Linked DNA regions of Homo sapiens: region 2 is linked to region 1. The links are chromatin loops, found by intact Hi-C in ENCODE. Cell type or tissue: dorsolateral prefrontal cortex. All regions are shown on one strand. Each heading gives the region's core, and the rest is flanking DNA. Links, peaks and the distances in the headings are about the cores only. Region 1 overlaps TTC7A (tetratricopeptide repeat domain 7A). Region 2 holds the start of LOC107985882 (a long non-coding RNA gene).

Region 1 (5,000 bases), core at 1-5,000:
CCTAGAAACTTGCTTCTTGGGATCGGGCCGGCCTGCGGCTTCAAAGCAGGAGTCCCTTCCCTGTGTGCTGGAGAGCTGAATGCAGCTGCTACTTAGAGGTCATCACAGTTCAGCCTGGTGGAAGTTCGTGGGACAGGTGACTTTACTCCTGTTGTACAGGTGTGGGACCTGTGACATGCCCAGCTGGGTGACCACAGAGCTTGGACTTTGGCTTGGGTTTCTAATTCCTGGGCCAGTGTGTATTCACTTTGAGTAACGACACAGTGTGAGGCTCGAGGACAGTACTGTGACCATTGCTCTTCTGGAATGGCTCTTGTCGGAGGGCATAAATGTTGAAAGCTGCTGGATTTCGGTATTCAGGCGTTTCGATCACAGAGACTCTCCTCAGTGATACTTTTTGGCCTTGCCCAGTGACTGTCCCCTGGGATGGAGGCCCTCCACCCCCACCCCAGTCAGGAGGAGCCAGAAGATTCCACATCTGGAGCCCACTGTTCCTCCCCAGGTCCTGCTTTCACAGGGAGGAAAACTTTGCTTCTGGACAGTTTGGAATGGAATTGGCCAGCGCTCTGCTTGTCAGCTGTGGGAGTCCGGCCCACACTGCAGCTATGGGGAATCAAGTAACAGGCTCCAGGACTAGGCAGATACTGTGTGCTCAGCACTGTGCCAGACGCTGGGGGAGGGCAGCGGGGCCCTGCCTGCAGGCACTTGCAGACCAGGTGGGGACGCACGATGAGGCACAGGACAAGATAAACGGTGGTTTCACCATCCATAGGCCGGGCTGGCTGCACACTGATTCTAGAATGTCTGACATTAAAAATGCTTGATACGCCAGTCGCGGTGGCTCAAGCCTGTAATCCCAGCACTTTGGGAGGCCAAGGTGGGTGGATCACCTGAGGTCAGGAGTTCAAGAACAGCCTGACCTACATGCAGAAACTCCATCTCTACTAAAATACAAAAAATTAGCCGGGCCTGGTGGCGTATGCCTGTAATCTCAGCTGCTCAGGAGGCTGAGGCAGGAGAATTGCTTGAACCCAGGAGGCAGAGGTTGCGGTGAGCCAAGATTGCGCCATTCCACTCCAGCCTAGGCAACAAGAGCAAAACTCCGTCTCAAAAAAAAAAAAAAAGCTTGATATGAGTTTACTATTAAACTCTTAAGCCTAGGTGGCAAAAAAAGATTATATACATAGTAGGGGAAGGGAAAATGGCTTCCCTCCACCCTTCTAGGGAGGAGGGCTTTGGCTGGGCTACAGATTAAATTGAAATGACAGATTAACGGGAAAAAAAACGTATTTAATTATATACGTATGCACAGAAGTCCCACCAAGTATGAGATTCGAAGAAAGACGGGATGATTGAAGCTTAATAGCATCTGGAGCTACAGAAAGGAAAAGGGGATTGGGGTTCCTGCGGGTGGTAGAGACAAGTTATAGGAGGGTGACAGAGAGGAGATGATGAATAAAGGTCCTTTTGTTATGCAGATAAAAATCTCTCGGGTGATAGAAGTTGTCAGGAACAGCCCTCTTCTTTATAGATACTTTTACTAATGTAGATTTCCCTGAGAGGTGGAAGTTTCTAGGCCAGGCAGTGTGGCTAATGCCTGTAATCCCAATGCTTTGGGAGGTTGAGGCAGGAGGATCATTTGAGCCCAGGAGTTTGAGACCAGCCTAGGCAACATAGTGAGACCCCGTCTAACAAAAAATTAAAAAACTAGCTGGGTGTGGTGGCCCATGCCTGTTAGTCCTAACTACTCAGGAGGCTGAGGCAGGAAGATTGCTTGAGCCCAGGAGATCGAGGCTGCAATGAGCTATGATCACGTCACTGCACTCTGCCTGGGCAGCAGAGCCAGACCTTGTCTCTTTAAAAAAAAAAAGGAAATTTCTTTTATAAAAGGGCAGCTTTTCAGAGCTACTCTGTGTCTGCAGTTTCTCGGAATAACCAACTCAAAATATAAAATATGCCAAAGTATATTTTGGGGTGGCATATTCTGGTCTCAAACAGTCATATTTTAGGGTGGTGTGTCCTGAGCCCCAAGTGTGTGTGTGTGTGTGTGTGTGTGTGTATATATATGTATAAAGTAATTAAGTGCTAATGGAACACAGTGCCAGACATTCAGAGAAGGACAGCGTGGTCACATAGGGACATCTTGGAGGAGGGCTGGAGCCGTGGGATTGAAATAGTTTTTTTAGTCTCAGAATCCTTTATTCAAGTGGTGTTTTAGGCTCAGTTGGTTTATAAGACAGGTAAGCAAGGGGAAGGGGAGCCTAGGCTTGCCTACTCTATCCCCAGCCCCGACTGCCAGCAGCCTCCCCCCAGCTTCCCCCAGGAGTCACAGCGTTCTGGTGAGGCTGTGGCCACAGCTTCGATTCCCCCTGGCTGTGAGGGCCCCAGAATGTCACCCACCAGTCCTGACGGCATGCCAGGGCTCCGCCAGGCTTCCTGAAGAAATGGGCTAAGCATTGATAGGTGGGTGAGGAGAAGCAGCTACCCGTTGCAGTGGACAGGATGGAGAGGGGGCCTGTGCTCCTTAGTCAGAAGAGCAGCTGAGTTGCTCCTTCTGAGGGAGTGGAGTTGTTTGCTGATCCCTGTTGGAAGTGGGAGAAAGTTCTGCAGTGAACTAGAGGCAAGCCAGCAGAGGCACAGATAACCACATCCTGACATCAGGAAGGCTGTCTTAGAGGGGGTTGTGCACAGCCCCCATGGGGATACAGAAAGCCAGAGGGCGACATCTGGTTAGGAGCTGGCTGAATGTCAGAGGGGAAAGGGTGATCTCAGCAGAGGCTACAGCAGAAGCACAGCACGGATGAGTCCCGGAGCCTGTTCCGAGGCTCAGGGAGCTGCTAATACCCATGTGATCAGTGTACCAGCGCCCAAGGTCATGGGGAGGATGGCAGGAAGGGAGGGTAGAGCCAGAGTGGGAAAGCTGTGAAGGCCATACAGAGGCACAGAAGGTGAGGACCACAGGTCAGGGTTCTTTGTGGAAGAAAATCCCTCTGGCAGCGCTCACCTGCCAGCCCAAGGAAATCTCAGGAGCAAATCTGGATCCTCCCAGGATCCTGGAGTGAAAGATCAGACCAGAGTGACTGGTGGAGCACTTGCCCCAGCCCAGAAAGGATGTGGTCGGGTTGAGAAAATCCGCTCTGGGCCACTCATGCTAATGGAATGTCAGCAGCTGCAAAGGTACAGCCTGCCTTTGGTAGAACTTACTGTGATGCCAGCTCAGTTTTCATCCACTTCTTTGCCAGGCACATGGTGTGGTCGGGTCTGCCCTAGACCCATTCCGGCCCTCAAAGATGAAGAAAATGAGAAGGGGGCTCTGGCAGAGAGAAGTGTGATGCCTGCAGAGGGCCCGGGGAATGCAGCAGGGCTGGCCTGCCCAGGGAGCTGTCCCCAGGGAGCTGTCCCCAGGAACCAGCCCAGCCCAGGGGACTTGGCTGACTGAGGGAGGGGCTTTCCCACCTCACTGACACCTGCTGCTTCAACCAGCTGCCCCACCCTCCACACCGGAGCCTCTTCTCTCTCCCTGACTCCCAGCCAAGTCCCACTCCACCCTGCTTTTCACCAAACACCAGCTCCAGCAAGACCCCTTTCCTGTTTCTTCCCCTGTACTGAGTCTGATCCAAAAATTCAGCCCTTGATTCTCTGGGCAGTGTGTCATTTATAGCGCTCTAATTGTTGTCTCGAAGGCAGCCATTGTGTTTTCTTCTTCATATTCCCGAAAGCACAGGCCCCTGATACTTATGGAGTGTTGGATCCTTTGCAAACCTGCGGAAGGAGAGTACAGTGGCAAGACCAGTTGTCCCCAGCAGTTGCCCACTGGGGTCATTCCTACTCAGGGCTGTGTCCTGCCAGCTGTGCACTCAGGTCCGTGCAGTCCATGCTAGGGGGATCCCGGTTTCTGCCCTTGGGACCTGATAGGCAAGCCAGGTGGTCGTTAGTTCTATGTTCCAAGATGGGTGCAGGGCATCCTAAGAATTGAGAGAGGTGGGATTTAAAGCCAGGCTTGGGATGGATGAAAATGAAGAGGAGAGTTGGTATCTGGGGGGCAACCCGTGTGCAGGGTCAGGAAAGGCATTTTGGGGATGCAGTGAGGAAGAAAAATACTTGTCCAGAAATCCCCTCTTCTGAAAATCCTGGGGCAAATTCCACCCTCTTCATTCTCTACCAAGTTGCAATCTAAGAGACAAAGTATGGAAAGATGGGCAGAGAGTAAGGACATCAGAGGGCTTCATGAAGCTGGGAGCCCAGGTCTTAGGGCAGAGGCCCAGCTGAGAGAGAAGATCAGAGGGGCAACTGCCAGGGGCAGGCCTGGCCTCACCGGGTGGCACCTGCAGCCTTCGCAGTCTGGGTAGGGACCCTCCGATGGAGCAGGCCTGTGTGCTACCCTCAGGTGGGCTGGTAGAACCTCCGGGCAGTGATCAAGTGCAGGCCCTGACAGTACCGTGGTCTTGCTCATCAGTGATACTGAGAAGAAAGGGCCTCACTACTCACCACTGGTGAGAACCGGGAGGTGCTGCCGTCTGGCCCTCGGTGGTTCAAACTCTTCGCAGGCTGCCCAGGCAGCTGGTTGGGTGAAAATATGACTGGACTTCCATACTGGTTGCTGTATAGCCACTGCCTGGACCCCTCCAGAACCCCCAGACCTCCCCAGCATCTGAAGGGCCAACACCAGTCACAGCAGGGCCTCCAGGGCTCCACCCCAGCTCTTGATGAGCAAGTGTCATGACTGGCCTGTGAGAAGCATTCTGGCTGTGCCTGCTGTGTCCAGGGTAGAGGGAGGGAGCCAGCCATCCCCGCTGAGGTCCTGCCTCCAGGTGGGACCAGCTCTTCTTCTCAACCATTCTAAGGGCCACTCCCCACACTGGTCTTACCTCAGAGGACTTTAGGTTTTCAGGTCGAAAGAAATTCTGAAGTTGCTTGCTCTCATTGCACGGTAACTGTCCCTAAATGGTGATTGAAAAGGATTTCACGTCACTTTAATCCTATGGATTATATAAGGGGAG
Region 2 (15,740 bases), core at 4,523-9,522, 220 kb after region 1:
GGTACAAAGCAAAAGGCCCTGATAACAAAACAAACTGCAAGGTCAGGCTGGTCCAGGCACAAAGCTGACTCCAGCCTGGGTCACAGAGAGATGAGGGATCAGAGCCTCAACTCGCTGGTGGTAACAAAATAGGCAGCTGTTGGTGCTGGAGGGGGCAGGCTGTGGGGGCAGGGAGCTGTGCCGATCGATGCAAACTTTCTTCCTAATCCTTTGGCAGTTTATTGGGCACCTCAATCTGTGAAGCTGTGTGGTAGGATTCGCTTCTTTAGGAGGGACGGCCTCCAGAATGGAATGGTATTAGGAACAAGGAGATATTCCTCTGCCCAGAAATATTCATGCATCTCTGTGCTCCTCCTACTACTAAGTAATTTCTTTGAATAAAGTCTAAGGCCACAAGCTCAGATGCTGCAGGAGCCAGGCAGTGGCACAAATGGAAGAAAGAGGCCAGATAATGACAGGGAACAATTGGGAGAGGCAGGAACTGCAGCAAACCGAGAAGTATTAATAAATGTTTCCTCGGGCGGGGTGCAGTGGCTCATGCCTGTAATACCAGCACTTTGGGAGGCCAAGGTGGGTGGATCATGAGGTCAGGAGTTCGAGACCAGCCTGGCCAACACGGTGAAACCCCATCTCTACTAAAAATACAAAAATTAGCTGGGCCTGGTAGCGTGCGCCTGTAATCCCAACTACTCGGGAGGCTGAAGCGGAGAATCGCTTGAACCTGGGAGGCAGAGGTTGCAGTGAGCTGAGATTGCGCCATTGCATTCTAGCCTGGGTGACAGAGTGAGACTCCATCTTAAAAAATAATAATAATAATAAAATAAATGCCTCCTTTATGGAGGGCAGCAGCTGCTGAGCTCCTCCAATTCATACCCAGTGAGAATGTGAGACAAGCCCTTTTGGTTCTTCCATTTTCCAAAAGAAGCCAGAAATCTACATTTTAATTAAAATCTGGTTTTTTTAAATCCCATCAATTATATTTTCACAAAACTCTGTTGACGTTCTCCAGGATTCCCTGGAGATGCAGCCCCCTCTGAGAGAGGTCGTGGGGGTGGGTGGGAGAAGTGCTCCAATGAACTCCTTGCTAGTGCCTGACATTCTCCTTGTTTCTTGTTCCAGAGGCTTTGGGCATCTGAAGAAGATGGGAAGGAGGGGAGAGGCCACTGAAAGGAGAGGTGTGATGCTGGGGGGAATCCCTCTGACCTCATTGTTTTATCCCCCAGGAAGGCCCTGTGCCTGGCCCACCAGCCACAGTCTGTAGACACAGGTCCTGGCAGATGAAATGACATCTCTGAGGCCACACCAACCCCATGGCTTTCTTCTGTGTCCTGTGAGCTGGTCCCAGCAGGCTGGCCCATGGCTTCCCTCAGTGAAACACCCTGTCCTGTCCCCTCCCTTCCCAAGCAGCTCTTCTGGCCACTGTCACTCTGCGGTGGTTTTTATAAGGCTCATCTTACTGTGTGGGTTTTATTAGCAAGTGATTGCTTCTCACGTCTCAACCATGAATCTTTCAGTTGTGGTTTCATCTTGGGCCTAGCAGACTATGAAGAAGCAATTAATATACCTCTCAGCTGCCCATATCAGGGAGAGCACAATGTTTCAGGGCGAGAGGGGAATTTCTTATGACCCTACCCACCCAGCCTAGGGGTCTAGATAGAAAGTGTCTCTTCAAAATACTAAGCAAACCATAAGCATTATTATCCAGCTGAGAAACCTGAGGTTCAGAGGGACTTAAGTCACTTGCTGGAGATGGTGAAAGTGGTAAAGGAGGCAGGACTTACACCCAGGGCTTTGACATTGTTTTACTGTACTTTATTTTATTTATTTATTTATTTTTTGAGATGGAGTTTCACTCTTGTTGCCCAGGCTGGAGTGCAATGGCACGATCTTGGCTCACCGCAACCTCCGCCTCCCGGGTTCAAGCGATTCTCCTGCCTCAGCCTCCCAAGTAGCTGGGATTACAGGCATGTGCCACCATGCCCAGCTAATTTTGTATTTTTACTAGAGATGGGGTTTCTCTATGTTGGTCAGGCTGGTCTCGAACTCCCGACCCCAGGTGATCCGCCCACCTCAGCCTCCCAAAGTGCTGAGATTACAGGCGTGAGCCACCACGCCCAGCCTGTTTTATTGTACTTTAAAGTCACTGCTTTATAGTTCACAGATTGTGTCTTCCAGAGGTCCTTCCTTCACCCCCACCTGACGAGGTCATCTAATTAGAAAGAAGGGTTTGTGGACAGACTGCAGGCTCTGTGCTAGGAGCTCTGGCGAAACCACAAAAAGGGCAAGAACCAAGCCTGTCAGTCTGGCTGGTGAGGGGAGATACACTGCAACATCACAGATGAGAACAAGAGAGGGTTCATTGTTCCTTCCTTCATTCCACAGGCATTGGGCTCCCATTGTGAGGTCTGCACACAACCATGTCTCAGGTGTGGGTCCTGCCCTCAAGATGCCTATAACTCACCTCGGGGGGAAAGACTTGGACTCTGCCATATTAGAGCTGCAAGAGTCTCTTTGGATCATCTAATTATGAATAATCTGGGGTTTTCTTTTTTCTTTTTCTTTTTTTTGAGACAAGGTCTTGTTCTGCAGACTGAAATTCAGGGGCACGATCACTGCTCACTACAGCTTTGACCCCACAGCCTCAAGCAATCCTCCAACTCAGCCTCCTGAGTAGCTAGGATGACAGGCTCTTGCCACCATGCTCAGCTAATTTTTAATTTTTCTGTAGAGATGGGGTCTCTCTGTGTTGCCCAGGCTGGCCTTGAACTCCTGTGCTCAAGCAATCCTCCTGCTTTGGCTTCCCAAAGTGCTGGGATAATAGGTGGGTATGAGCCACCAGGCCCAGAAATCTGGGGCTTTCAATCACTTTCTTCCTTTCTCTCCTCTCCTTCTTCTTTCAGTAGCATTTAGAAGCCGAGTCCATTTGCCACTCAGAGTGGGATCTCTAGTGGAAAGGAATAGGGGAAACCTAAAGCTCCTATTGACTTGGCTCCCTTCCCCACCACTCTCTACCCATCAAAACAACCTCTGAAGAACCTTCCTGAAAAAAACCGGTTTGAAAAATTATGGATCTGGTCCAATCCCTGAAAATCCCCAAAATTTGGAAATGGAGAATCCGGTAGGCCAAATTATTACTCACCCAAGTTCACACAACCTGCACCTCCTAATTGCAGGCAGGGCTCTTTCCTTAACTACTCTGTCAAAAAGTAGTGTAAACATTAAGTCAAAAAAGGGGGAAGTAAGTGATAGGGAAGTCAGAGAGGCAGACGGAGTTCAGTGTGGACTGCCATGGTCAGAGAGACAAGAAAGGTGAGTGTGGGTCCTGCCAGGTGGTTGATGGGGCAGAGGTGGCCATGCAGGAAGGGGGCATGAGTCAAGCAGGTGTTAAATTCCAGAAGCTGGTAGAAAAGCAGCATAAAGTCAAAGGACAACTGGGATGCAGGTAGGATCAGGTTTGATGTGGAGTGGAGGCTGGGGTGCAGGCATGGGCTGGTGGTAGAGTTGGAGGATTATCTTCCCTCCCAGTTCACCCAGTTAAATCTGCTGATGGTTCAACTTTGGCAGCACCACAGAAGGCTGGAAGCCCAGGCAGGCAGGCAGGCAGGCAGGCAGGCAGGCAGGAGCATGGGCAAGTGTATGTGCTGTATGAAGTAAGCCATGGGACAGCAGCTGGGTTGCATTAAAAGTGAATCAAGGCCGGGCGCGATGGCTCATGCCTGTCCTAGCACTTTGGGAGGCTGAGGTGGGCAGATCACTTGAGCTCAGGAGTTGGAGACCAGCCTGGCCAACATGGTGAAACCCTGTCTCTACTAAAAATACAAAAATTAGCTGGGTGTCATGGCTCATTCTTGTAATCTCAGCTACTTGGGAGGCTGAGGCAGGAGAATTGCTTGAACCCGGGAGGCGGAAGTTGTAGTGAGCTGAGATCTCACTACTGCACTCTCCAGCCTGTGCGACAGAGCGAGACTGTGTCTCAAAAACAAAAAAGAATCAAGATGATGGTTGAATAAAAACAAGAATGGAGCACTGGGGAAAAGGCACTCTGAAGGCAACAGGAGCTGATGGCCGGGACAAAACAAGGCTCCGCAGACAGGAGGCCCCAGATGCAAGTCCTTGGCTTCTAATGTCTATTCAAACGAGACAGGAAAGGTAGGGCTGGCTTTGGAGAACGGCGCTTCCTGAGGGCTTCTGCGAACCTGCATTTTCTTACCCATAAAATAGATACAATTTTAATCCCATCTCCATCTCAGGGCTGCTGTAAGGAGTAAATGAAACACCGTTGAGAATGACTGAAGGGCTTTACTAAGGGATTGCCTTCAGAGGTGACAAAATTTGTGACTCAGCTCTGGAGTAAAACAAGGGGGTATGGAGACTGGACAGCACCTCCCCTGCCCGAGGGCATTCAGACTTAGAGATCCTCAGCACTGATGCTGGCCAGATGAAAGGCACCTGCCTGGCAGCTTTGTCCCCAGCCTGCACTACCTGAACTAAGGTTTTGGCAGATAACTGCTAAAGGTACGATCCTCCCAGTGGGATGTATATTCTAAAGGAGGCCTCAAGAACTGCCTTGTCCATTATAACTGCCACTAGCCATATATGGCAATTTTCATTTAAAATTGGATTCATGGCCAGGCACAGTGGCTCACACCTGTAATACCAGCACTTTGGGAGGCTGAGGCGGGCGAATCATTTGAGGTCAGGAGTTTGAGACCAGCCTGACCAACACAGATGAAACCTCGTCTCTACTAAAAATACAAAAAGCTTAGCCGGGTGTGGTGATGCATCCATGTAATCCCAGCTACTCGGGAGGCTGAGGCAGGAGAATCGCTTGAACCTGGGAGGTGGAAGTTGCAGTGAGCCGAAATCGCGCCACTGCACTCCAGCCTGGGTGACAGAGCGAAACTCCATTTCAAAAATAAAATAAAATAAGGCTGGGCGCAGTGGCTCACACATGTAATCCCAGCACTTTGGGAGGCCGAGGCAGGTGGATCACCTGAGGTTGGGAGTTCAAGACCAGCTTGAACATGGAGAAACCCTGCCTCTACTAAAAATACAAAATTAGCCACGTGTGGTGGCGCATGCCTGTAATCCCAGCTACTCGGGAGGCTAAGGCAGGAGAATCACTTGAACCTGGGAGGTGGAGGTGGCAGTGAGCCGAGATCGCGCCACTGGACTCCAGCCTGGGCGACAGGAGTGAAACTCTGTCTCAAAAATAAATAAATAAAAAAAATTGGATGCATTAAAATTTGAAGTTTAGTTCTTCAATTACACCAGCCAAATTTCAAGTGCTCTCTAGCCACATGCAGCTAGTGGCTGCTGAACTGGACGGTATAGATATGGAACATTTTCATCACCACAGAAAATTATATGGGTCAGCGCTGCTCTCAAACTACAATGGTGGAATGATAGGTATTGGGGTGGTGAGTTTCTTCCCTGAGACTTCTCAAATCAAGCTAAGTATTATTGGCTTCTTTCTCTGCCTCGGTACAAGATTAGCTCCAGATTACCTGTTACTGCCTTCAACCCCCAGCCTTTGAAAACTCCCTTCCTCCTAAGAGTACATGCACCCTGCTCATTTTGTAGTAGCTTAGGACTGAAAGTCTAATGGGAGAGGGCAAAGGGCTCTCCAGAGGTCACCCTATCTTCCACTATACTAGTGACTGAGAGCAGAAATTTCTGAACCCTAAGAAAGGTGACAAGCATGACAGAGCTGAGGGGAGAAATTCTAAGGCAGTTAGGACTGCATGTCATTCCTCAAACAGCTTGGTGGAGGTGGCCGCCTGCTTCTATCAGCAGGGTAGTATAGCAAAGCAATTAAGAGCACAAGCCGGCCAAGTGCAGTGGCTCAGGCCTGTAATCCCAGCCCTTTGGGAGGCCAAGGTAGGTGGATCGTTTGAGGCCAGCAGTTCAAGACCTGCCTGGGTGACATGGTGAAACTCCATCTCTACAAAAAATATTTAAAAATTAGCCAGACATGGTGGTGTGTGCCTGCAGTCCCAGCTACTCGGGAGGCTGAGGTGGAAGGATCACCTGAGTCCAGGAGGTCGAAACTGCAGTGAGCCATGATTACGTCACTGCACTCCAACCTTGGTAACAGAGGGAGACCCTGCCTCAGGAAAAAAAAAAAAAGAAAAAGAAAACAAAAAAGAGCACATGCTTCCTGGGTTTGAATCTCAGCTCCTCCACGTACTAGCTATGTGACCTTTTCTTTACATAATCTCTCTGAGCCTCCATGTTTTCACAGGTAAAATGAGAATGGCAGTTACTTCAGGGGGCATTGAAAGAATTAAATGAGTTAATAAATGGAAGGCACATAGAATCATATCTGGCATGCACTAAGTGTTGGCTAGGAGTAGTAGCAGTGGCAGCATTTGATTCTTGTATCATGGCCTTGGTGGAGGTGGTGAATAAGTCAAGTTCACCACAGGCACCAGCCTTGCTGCACGCACAGTGCACTTCCCTCCTGCCCCCAAAACCCCTGAGAATTCTCCATCATAATGCTTGTTGAGCACTTAATTGTTCTTCCAATTTTAACGGTCCCTGCTGGACCACATCACCGAGGTCTTGCCCCACCTTTGCCCAGCCATGTTGCCTCCTTGGTCTTTCCTGCAAGCTACAGCACCCCTGTGTACTACCCGGGCCAAGCAGTGGACTGTCCACCATGCCCAAGAGTCCTTTCAGGGAAGCAGCACAGGCCTGCCATCATGCAAAGTGGATAAGGATTAGCCCTGAAGGTCCACCTGACTGAAGACCACTGCATCCAGACACTGGCACCCTAGAGGGAGGGCTTCCGGAGCCAGAGGCAAACTGAGTCCATCAGATTCCTTCCTCCAGAATTTGAATAAAGGAAGGCCTAAAGAACGGACAGCTGGTTAGCCATGGAGGCTTAAGTCCAGAGTTGAGGGAACCAGGGACGTCTATGATGGTCAAATCAGAGCTGAAGCCGGGCCGGGTGCGGTGGCTCACACCTGCAATCCCAGCACTTTGGGAGGCTGAGGTGGGCAGATCGCTTGAGGCCAGGAGTTCAAGACCAGCCTGGCCAACGTGGCAAAAAACCTCGTCTCTACTAACAACACGAAAATTAGCCAGGCCTCGTAGTGCACACCTGTAGTATCAACTACTCAGGAGGCTGAGGCATGAGAATTGCTTGAGCCCAGGAGGTGGAGGTTGCAGTGAGCAGAGATCACGCCACTGCACTCCAGCCTGGGTGACAGAGCAAGATCCTGTCTCAAAACAAAAAACAAAGCACACACACACACACACACACACACACACACACACACACACACACACACAAAACAACCAAAAAATCAGAGCTGAAGGGAAAAGGCAACAAAGACTATGTGTGCAGTGAAAGGAACAGCACCCAGCCGATGGCCAGCAGACTGTGGGCTGAGAAATGAAGATCTCCACTGGGTAAAGTAAAGCTTTCACTCTTTGCTCCTAGGCACTTGCAGGGAAATGCTGCTGCTTTGTCTTCACTGAAAGTACGGGAAGGACTTTGAGGAAGCGTAAGTACAAAGTCTCCATGGTGCCCTTGTCATGTGCTAGAGCCTCTCATGAAAAAAGGCATCCATCCTTAAAAATCACATCAGTGCAGACACGGCACAGCGCCCCCTCGCCACTCAGCAGCTCCTTTCTGATGGGCACATGGGTGTTGGGGCCAGAGCCGGTCAGGTGCTCCCTCTTGCTCCAGAGGTCTTCCTCTGTCAAAGGGAATAGGCTGCTAGATAAAGAGGTCACTCTTCAATCAAGGGCCTGCCGATGTGTTTTTGATGAACTTATGAACAGAGCAGCTCTCACCCAAACACATTCTTTGGCTGAAAATAGGGGAGTGAACCCGGCATTAATGCTAACTCCTTGAGCCACTCTCTGCCTTTCCGGGCCTCAGGTAACTTGTCTGCAGAAAGCGGGGAGAGAATGTGGAGTAGATTACCTCTCGGCTCCTTGCATTTTCCTTGTTGATCCCAGGGGCTTCTGCCATAGCAAGGGTCTGGGCGGGGGACCCCCAGCTGGGGTGTGGAGGTAAGTCCAGTAAACAGGTAGAAGCAGCCAGGAGCAGAAAGCACCCTGACTGATGGGGCCCAGTGGGAGCGCGCAGGGCTGGCACCAGTGGCTCTGCTGTGCTCTGGACGGTTATTTCAGACACCCTGCTAACACGGAAAGCTGGGCGAGGCTGAGATGGCCTGGCACATTGAATTTACCTCTGTGAAAACTGAAAAAGGAAGATTTTTAAAAAAGATTATAAAAAAGACACTTCCTAGTAAGCCAGCCACCTCCTCTGCTTGTGAAAGGAGCCTGGCCCTGTTTTGGGGGGTGGTACTGAAAGGAGTGGGGGAGAAGTTGAGGCCCTACCTGGGCCCTGAGGCTCTGGGAACGCAGAGGCCATTTTCATCCAGCCTTCAGAAGTTTCCTTTTGTGGCATGACGGTGTTAAAAATATTCCTCCCTGAAGGTGCAACCGCGGCAGAGCAGATGTCCCTGACTGAGCACTTGGGAAGGAGCTATTAAAAGGAATGTAATTAGGTTGTCATCCTGGGGCCTCCGAGCCAGGCTTCCGAACGCCGTCTTTGTTGAAAGTTTTCCAGACGTCAAATATTTGCAGAACCAGGTTTACCAAAAAGGTTGTTAATTCCCAGTAGAAATGGGCTGTGTGCAGCAGAGGCAAAACAATGCTGCAGGTCAAGGTTGGCCTTTTCTGGGTCCTTTCCCCCATGTGGGTTCCATCCTAGCTCCCCAGTTCCCTCTCCCCTCCTCCTCCACACTGCCCCCTCCCCCTAATCACACTTTGCTCTTAGGGAAGCCTCTATGAGTCATTTACCCCTTAGCACTATGAATGTAAGCCCCTGAGCCCCTCTGGCACCCCCAGGAGTGTGGGATTCAGGCCTGAGCTCTGTACACTTTGGGGAACAAAAGGCTTCATCTCCTTTTATAAAATGGTTGTCATGCACTGGAGTGGAGGTGGAGGAGGGCCTTCCCAGTGACCCTGAAATTGCACTACAGGCAGCCACCTACTCCACTATGCAGAGATTGAGCCTGCCCTGATCCCAAGCTGTCTTCTACCTTGGAGGCATATCTGTTGTAATCCCTTCCCTCCCTTCTGCCTGTCATATCCTGCAGGCTCATCCATCCATCCATCTCATCTGTCATTCATTATTTATGCATCAACATTTATTGAGAGTCTGTGGCAAGAACGTGCTGAGTGGTAGAAAGAGAGCGGGAAGCATAAACAGACATAATCCCTGTCATGGATGGAGACAGCATAGACGCAGAAAGACATTCATCAGATAATTGCAGAAACAAATGTAAAATAATAGCCATGACAAAAGCAACAAAGGAGAAGGAAGTGGATGGTGCCTGGAGCATGCGTCAGAGAGGAGACCAGCCTGTCAGGAGAGTTAAGGAAGGCTTCCCAGGTGCAGTGGTGACTGAGCCGAGGTGTGTGTGTGTGTGTGTGTGTGTGTGTGTGTGTGTGTGTGTGTTTTGTGTTTATTAAGAATATATGCTCAGTGGTTGGTTCCTCCAACTGGAACAGTGTGCAAAAGCCGTGGCTGATCCTGAGAGGGAATGCCACAATTTTCATGAGATCCTTCTACTGGACTTTAGGAAACATCAAGGATTGTGGTTACCAAAAAAATACACAAACAAAAGGTAGGAGAGTAGGCCTGGTGCAGTGGCTCACACCTGTAATCTCAGCACTTTGGGAGGCCGAGGTGGATGGATCTCTTGAGCCCAGGAGTTCAAGACCAGCCTGGGCAACATGATGAAACCCTGTCTCTACGAAAAAAATATTTAAAAAGTTAGCCAGGCAACGTGGCACATACCTGTAGTCCCAGCTACTTGGGTGGCTGAGGTGGGAGAATCACCTGAGCCCAGGAGGTCGAGGCTACAGTAAGCCATGATCATATCACTGTATTCCAGCCTAGGCGACACAGTGAGACCCTGTCTCAAAACAAAAAACAACAAAGTAGGGGGAAAGAAGAAAAATGTCTATACTGCTGGAAGGCTTTGTCCTGGTGCTCAGCCCTCGGGGCTCACCTGTGTAGATGGGGTCTGAGGATGGGAGGGACTAACACCTCTAGCAGGAATTTTCTCTGGAAGAGTCAGATCCCCCAGGAGAATGTGGGGCTGACCAGAATGTGTGTCAAAGGAGAGAGTTCCTGGAGGACTCACAGGTAACTTTTTACCTAGGGGTTTAAAATATTCCCCATTTTGCAGCTAGAGAAGCTGAGGTTCAGATACGTTAAGTAACTTCCAGGTTCCTTCCAAGCATCATGCAGGTAGTATTTGACAAGATTTAAATTTGAAAGTTCTTCCGATCCCATTTCCCTGGCTCTTCCCACCTGTTACATACTGCAGCAGTAAAGTTGCGATAATGTGTGCTGATGTTATTTTGCATTAAATGAGATAGTCCTGTTGAAAGCTGCAGCCCCGGGTATGCAGTTAATGCTCTACAGATGTCATCTATTATTATTATTATTATTATTATTATGCCCTACTCATTAGTTCATATATTTTATGACCACGTTGTAAGCACCTTAAGGGCAGGGGTCATTCCTCTCCACAAGGCTGGGCATAGAGTAGCTGCCTGACATAACCAGTTACTAAATAGCATTATTTTACAATACTCATAAAATAGAAGCAGAATTGCTCCCTTTAAGGCAGGGCTTTGTACTTTGTGGAGAAAGCAAGTCTGGCTGTGACTTCAATGGGAAGCTCTCCAGTGGCTTGGAACCCTGGTGGTCAACAAGAATGACACACCAGGGAAAAGAGCAGTAACCACACAACAGAACTCCCAGGGTCCAGGCCCTGACCACTGACGCCAGGCGACCATTGTAACAGCCCTGCCCACAGGGCCTGCAATCTAATAGGCTCAGCCTAGCCGAGGTGGGTGCAGCCTAGGAGAGAATCTGGACCCATCTCCTGGCTCCACAGCCTGCAGCTCGGGCCTAGGTGGTGCAGGAGGTGACTTGAATCAGAAACAGCCTCCAGGGTTACTGGATCACTTTTCTCACCTGCCCCACCTGGAAACAATGCAGGAAAGGGGACTTAGGAGGCTTTCAGTCTCTGGCTTTGCCCTTTACTAGTGCTGAGCCTCAGTTCCTTCATCCACAAAATGGGATAATAGTTCCTTTTCCATGGGATAGTAGCAATTAAATAAAATATAACATGGAAAATACGTAACACTGGTACCTAACTCATTGTAAGCGTTCTTAGAAGAAAATCAGTTGTCTCTAGGTCGCAATCCGCCTGAAGGTGGGGATTATATCTGATTCATGCCTGAATAAATGAATTCATGCCTAAATACCTGGACTCCTTCTGCTAATGCTTCATCTCTTCTGCTAAGCCTTGCCTGTTTTAGGCCTTGCTAGAAAATATCTAGAAGGGTTAACACCATGTTTTTTCCCCTCCTTCCAGGAGGGCCTGGGGACAACATGATAGCCTGAGTACCTGGAGAGAGAAAGGGGGTCACTTTCATAATGAAGACAAATTCGTGGTGTCACCAGCTCCTCCCTGGCATGCATGCAACCCTTATTTTGGACCTTCTCATTGCCCCAGGATGCTTGAACCCACTGGGGGCTATGAGGATTTGAGAGAGGCCAAGTTTCCCTTAGGGGTGGAGTGATGTATTCCCATTAGAATAAAGGAGTGAATGATTTAAAGGAGGGGTTAGAATTTGGACATTAAGGATAGAATTTGTGGCGCGGGCACGGTGGCTCACGCCTGTAATCCCAGCACTTTGGGAGGCAGAGGCGGGCGGATCAAGAGGCCAGAGTTTGAGACCAGCCTGGCCAACATAGTAAAACCCCATCTCCAATAAGAATACAAAAATTAGCAGGGCATGATGGTGCCTGTAAGCCCAGCTACTCAGGAGGCTGAGGCAGGAGAATTGCTTGAACCTGGGAGGCGGAGGTTGCACTGAGCTGAGATCGCGCCACTGCACTCCAGCCTGGGCGACAGAGCAAGACTCCATCTCAGAAAAAAATAAAAATAAAAAAAAGAATTTGCAGGAGTTCTAGAACAGTATGGGCAACATAGTAAGACACTGTCTCTACAAAATAAATAAATAAAAAATAAATAAATAAATAAATAAATAAATAAATAAATAAATAAATAATCTGGGCATGGTAGCACATAGCTGTAGTCCCAGCTACTTGGGAAACTGAGACAGGAGAATCCCTTGAACCCAGGAGGTCAAGGCTGCAATGAGGTATGATGGCACCACTGCACTGTAGACTGTGTGAAGCAAAACCCTGTCTCTAAGAAAAAAAAAAATGCAGGGCACGGTGGCTCACAGCTGTAATCCTAGCACTTTGGAGGCCAGGGCAGGCAGATGGCTTGAGTCCAAGAGTTTGAGACCAGCCTGGGCAACATGGCAAAACCCTCTCTCTATTTATATTTTTATAAAATAATAAATAAATAAATAAATAAATAAGTAAAGTTTGGAAGTCAATTGGAGTTAGGATTTGGTAATTAGTTATCATTTAATTTCTGAGTGAGAGCCAAAGAGCTGCCAGTGGCTAGATATGATGAAGGCCATCACTTTGGTCTGAAATTTAAAGTGTTCTGTTCCAGAGGCCTGCCTCCTTCACTATGTGGAGCCAGAGATTCCTCCCCTCTGACTGATTCCTGCTGAGAGAGCAGGTTGAGTATCTACCACATACCAGGTGTAAAGTCTGGCATACAGGGTCCAAAGGTGTCAAGAACATAGCCCTCTACAACGAAACTGGGGAGGCCAGGCCTAAGCCTAGGCCTGACATAGCCCAGTGACTATGGGGGAAATCATAAATCTCCTAGCCTTAGCTTTCCTGGCTGGTATATGACCCAATGCCTCATGGGGCTGTTTGAAAAGCCCCAAATGATCACGGAAGGAAAGAACTTTAAAGGGAACCTGCTCTTTGGCAGAGCAAACTGTTCCAAAGGGAACTACAGGCAGGGTTTGGCACCCTGCCCTCAGAGAAGGCTGGTATCCATCCTCCTTTCCTCCATGAAACTCCAAGCTTTCTTGCCCTTGCCACGCCCACCCCATCTTTCCCAAGACCATTTCCAGCAGGGACTCATGCCTCTTAACAGGAACTGACAAAGAAGTGACACACCCCTAAAGCTTTCCGGGCTTCTGGTGTCCCCCACCACCCCCACCACACACACTCCAGCCAGCCCTGGGCTGCAGTGTGACCAATCTCATGAGTCACTTGGATAAAGTGAGGACTCAACAAATATTTATCAAATGAATGAATGAATGAATGAGGCAACGGGTGAGTGAGTGTCTCCATGAATGGGCAGCCACTCCCTCTGAGAATGAGACTGCTTCTTCATTCAGGATGCTGAGTGCTCCCACAGGAAGTCACTCCAGATTTTTCTGATGAGTGCTCCATGGGGGAGACACATTCCCTGTTTTTTCTCAAGCCCCATGTGTTTTATTTTCTCCAGAACTCCATTGTGGGGGCTGTGTCCTACACTCCTTTGGGACCTTATGTACTAGACTTTATACCTGGTATGTAGTCGGTGCTCAATAAATGTATGATGAATGGAAGGGGGAAAGAAAAAGATTAGTAAGACTTGGACCCTACCTTCCAAATTATTACAATTTAGCTAGAGAGAAAAGGCAGGTACAAAAGTACCATAGGACAAAGCCCAGTAGGATAATTGGTACCAAAAAAAAAGGGGTCAAGGAGTGAATGCCACATTCAGAGCTGGGAAAACTCATTATGGGCTGAAAAAGTCAGGAAATGCTTCCTGAAGGGACTGAATGGGATTCTCTTCCTGAAGCCTGGCCTTGAAGGAAGAGAAAGATTTGGAGGCAAGTCAAGGGAGGTGTTCTTGATAGGGAAAAAGGGGATGGGCAGCTCGCCAGAGGAAGGCCGGTTGAAATTATGTTACTTTGAGTCGATTTAGTGGAGCAATGGAAGAGTCCAGCACGTATTGTAAGATAGTGTCAGGGAGGAAATATAATTTTCCCTGTACCCTTCTGAGTCCTTAGCTGGGACCCCTGTAACAGAAGACAGATTAACAAGGAGAAACAAACAGGGCTGGGTGCGGTGGCTCACGCCTGTAATCCCAGCACTTTGGGAGGCCAAGGTGGGTGGATCACCTGAGGTCAGGAGTTTGAGATCAGCCTGGCCAACATGGTGAAACCCCATCTCTACTAAAAATACAAAAATTAGCCAGGTGTGGTGGCGGGTGCCTGTAGTCCCAGCTATTCAGGAGGCTGAGGCACGAGAATTGCTTGAACCTGGGAGGCGGAGGTTGCAGTGAGCAGAGATCGTGCCACTGCACTCTAGCCTGGGCAACAAGAGTGCGACTCATTCTCAAAAAAAAAAGAAAAAGAAAAAAACACAGAAGTTTACTAATATGTAAACATGGGAGACACTCAGGGAAAATGAGAAAACCTTGAAGAGATGACTTAGAACTCTTATATAGCATCTTCAACAAAAAACAATGCAATTTTAGAGAAGTGACAAGACAAAAGCAATGGACCTTGAGTCCCTAGGGGTGGCAATTGTGGAAAGACAAATAACTGAACAAAATAATGGTAGATAAAGGCTAGTTAGCAAAGCTTTTTATGCAGATTCCTCTGGTGCTGTCTCCAGGCTGATAGAGGTCTAAGGCCGTCTTCTGTGATCAACCTTTGTCCTTCCTGATTGAGAGGGAAGGAGGGACACCCTTGTAAATTTATATCCGGCTTTTAGGCAAATAGGGGGAGGGCAGAGAGTTTTTCATGTTTCTGCTTCTTCTCAACTGCCTTCAGCTCAAAATAATCCTTGTGCCCAAGTGGCATATTTTAGGGCCGTGTATTCGGCTACCCTTCATAGGGTGGGGCAAGACCATGCAGAACATTGAAAGCTAGGATAAGAGATTTGGATCAAGTACTAGCAAGGGCATTGGAACAGTGGCAGAAGTGAAAGGGAACGTGTGAGGTGTGGGAAGATGGAGGGAGAGGGCTCCAGGTAAGTATCATAGCAACAGGAGCATGGCAAAGCCTGCTGGTCCCCTGGGACCCATCAGGGCTGGCCAGAGCTGGGTCTTAGGCAAACAGACAAACAGATCCCTAGATCACTTTCCATTTCTTTTTCTTTTCTTTCTTTTCTTTTTTTTTTTTTAAGCAACGGGGACTGGCTATGTTGCCCAGGCTGGTCTCCAACTCGCAGCCTCAAGCAATGCCACCATGGGCTACCGTGCCTGGACTACTCTCCATTTCTTTCTTTCATTCATACAAATAATGATTGGCTCTATCACCAGCCAGAGCCTGCAGAAGTAAACAGGGCAGATGCCTTCCCACATTCCCCAGGGGCCCTGGACTCTACTCTAGGCCCCCATCCCAGCGCCCAGGCCTAAGGCTTGAGGCTACCGAGGCCTAAGGCAATGGCTGGGGGTGAAATCAGCTATGGCTTCTCATTTGCAGCTTCCCTGTACAAAACCGCTAATCTTCACTCCCGGGTTCCGGGCCCACGTCCTCCAGACCATGCCCCTCACCCCCGGCCACCACCCTCCCCGACTGACCACACCTGGAAGGGAAGGAAGGGTGGGGGTGGCCTGCAGAGGGTGTGGCGAGATCTGGACGGCCTGGGGGCGGGGGACTAAGTTGACCGGAAATGGGGCTAGGCCGCGGCCAGGGACGGCAGCAGATGATGGTTGAGGAGTGGCCTAGGAAGGCCTCCCTGACGGCGCCCACACACGCCCCGCGGCACCGCGAACACGGCTGACAGGGCAGTTGGGCAGCGAGGTAGTCGGGAAAGAGCA

Evidence for each region. A loop is a pair of places that touch in the nucleus more often than their neighbours do. Peaks named below come from ENCODE experiments on the same cell type or tissue, not always from the same donor. Only the 100,000 strongest peaks of a DNase experiment are listed, where the experiment ranks them.
Region 2: a loop joins it to region 1, with 1.8 times the contacts of the local background. A loop is called at or near these places in 18 of 110 quality-filtered maps.

The regions. Positions count from the first base shown.
Region 1 is chr2:47,040,645-47,045,644 of GRCh38, forward strand. All of the region lies in intron 15 of TTC7A (tetratricopeptide repeat domain 7A), which reads left to right. Among named protein-coding and RNA genes, the nearest start is that of TTC7A, 100 kb to the left of the region's middle. In dorsolateral prefrontal cortex, for the core only: a CTCF peak has its summit at 2,708; DNase peaks (open chromatin) are centred at 656 and 2,808; H3K27ac peaks cover 5,000 bases.
Region 2 is chr2:47,256,778-47,272,517 of GRCh38, forward strand. All of the region lies in intron 3 of EPCAM-DT (EPCAM divergent transcript), which reads right to left. LOC107985882 (a long non-coding RNA gene) reads right to left here and starts at 8,681. Exons shown (of 3, transcript XR_001739451.1): 1 at 8,356-8,681; 2 at 7,937-8,215. RefSeq lists an enhancer at 1,233-1,372 and a silencer at 15,687-15,740. In dorsolateral prefrontal cortex, for the core only: a CTCF peak has its summit at 7,620; DNase peaks (open chromatin) are centred at 7,614 and 8,464; H3K27ac peaks cover 1,943 bases.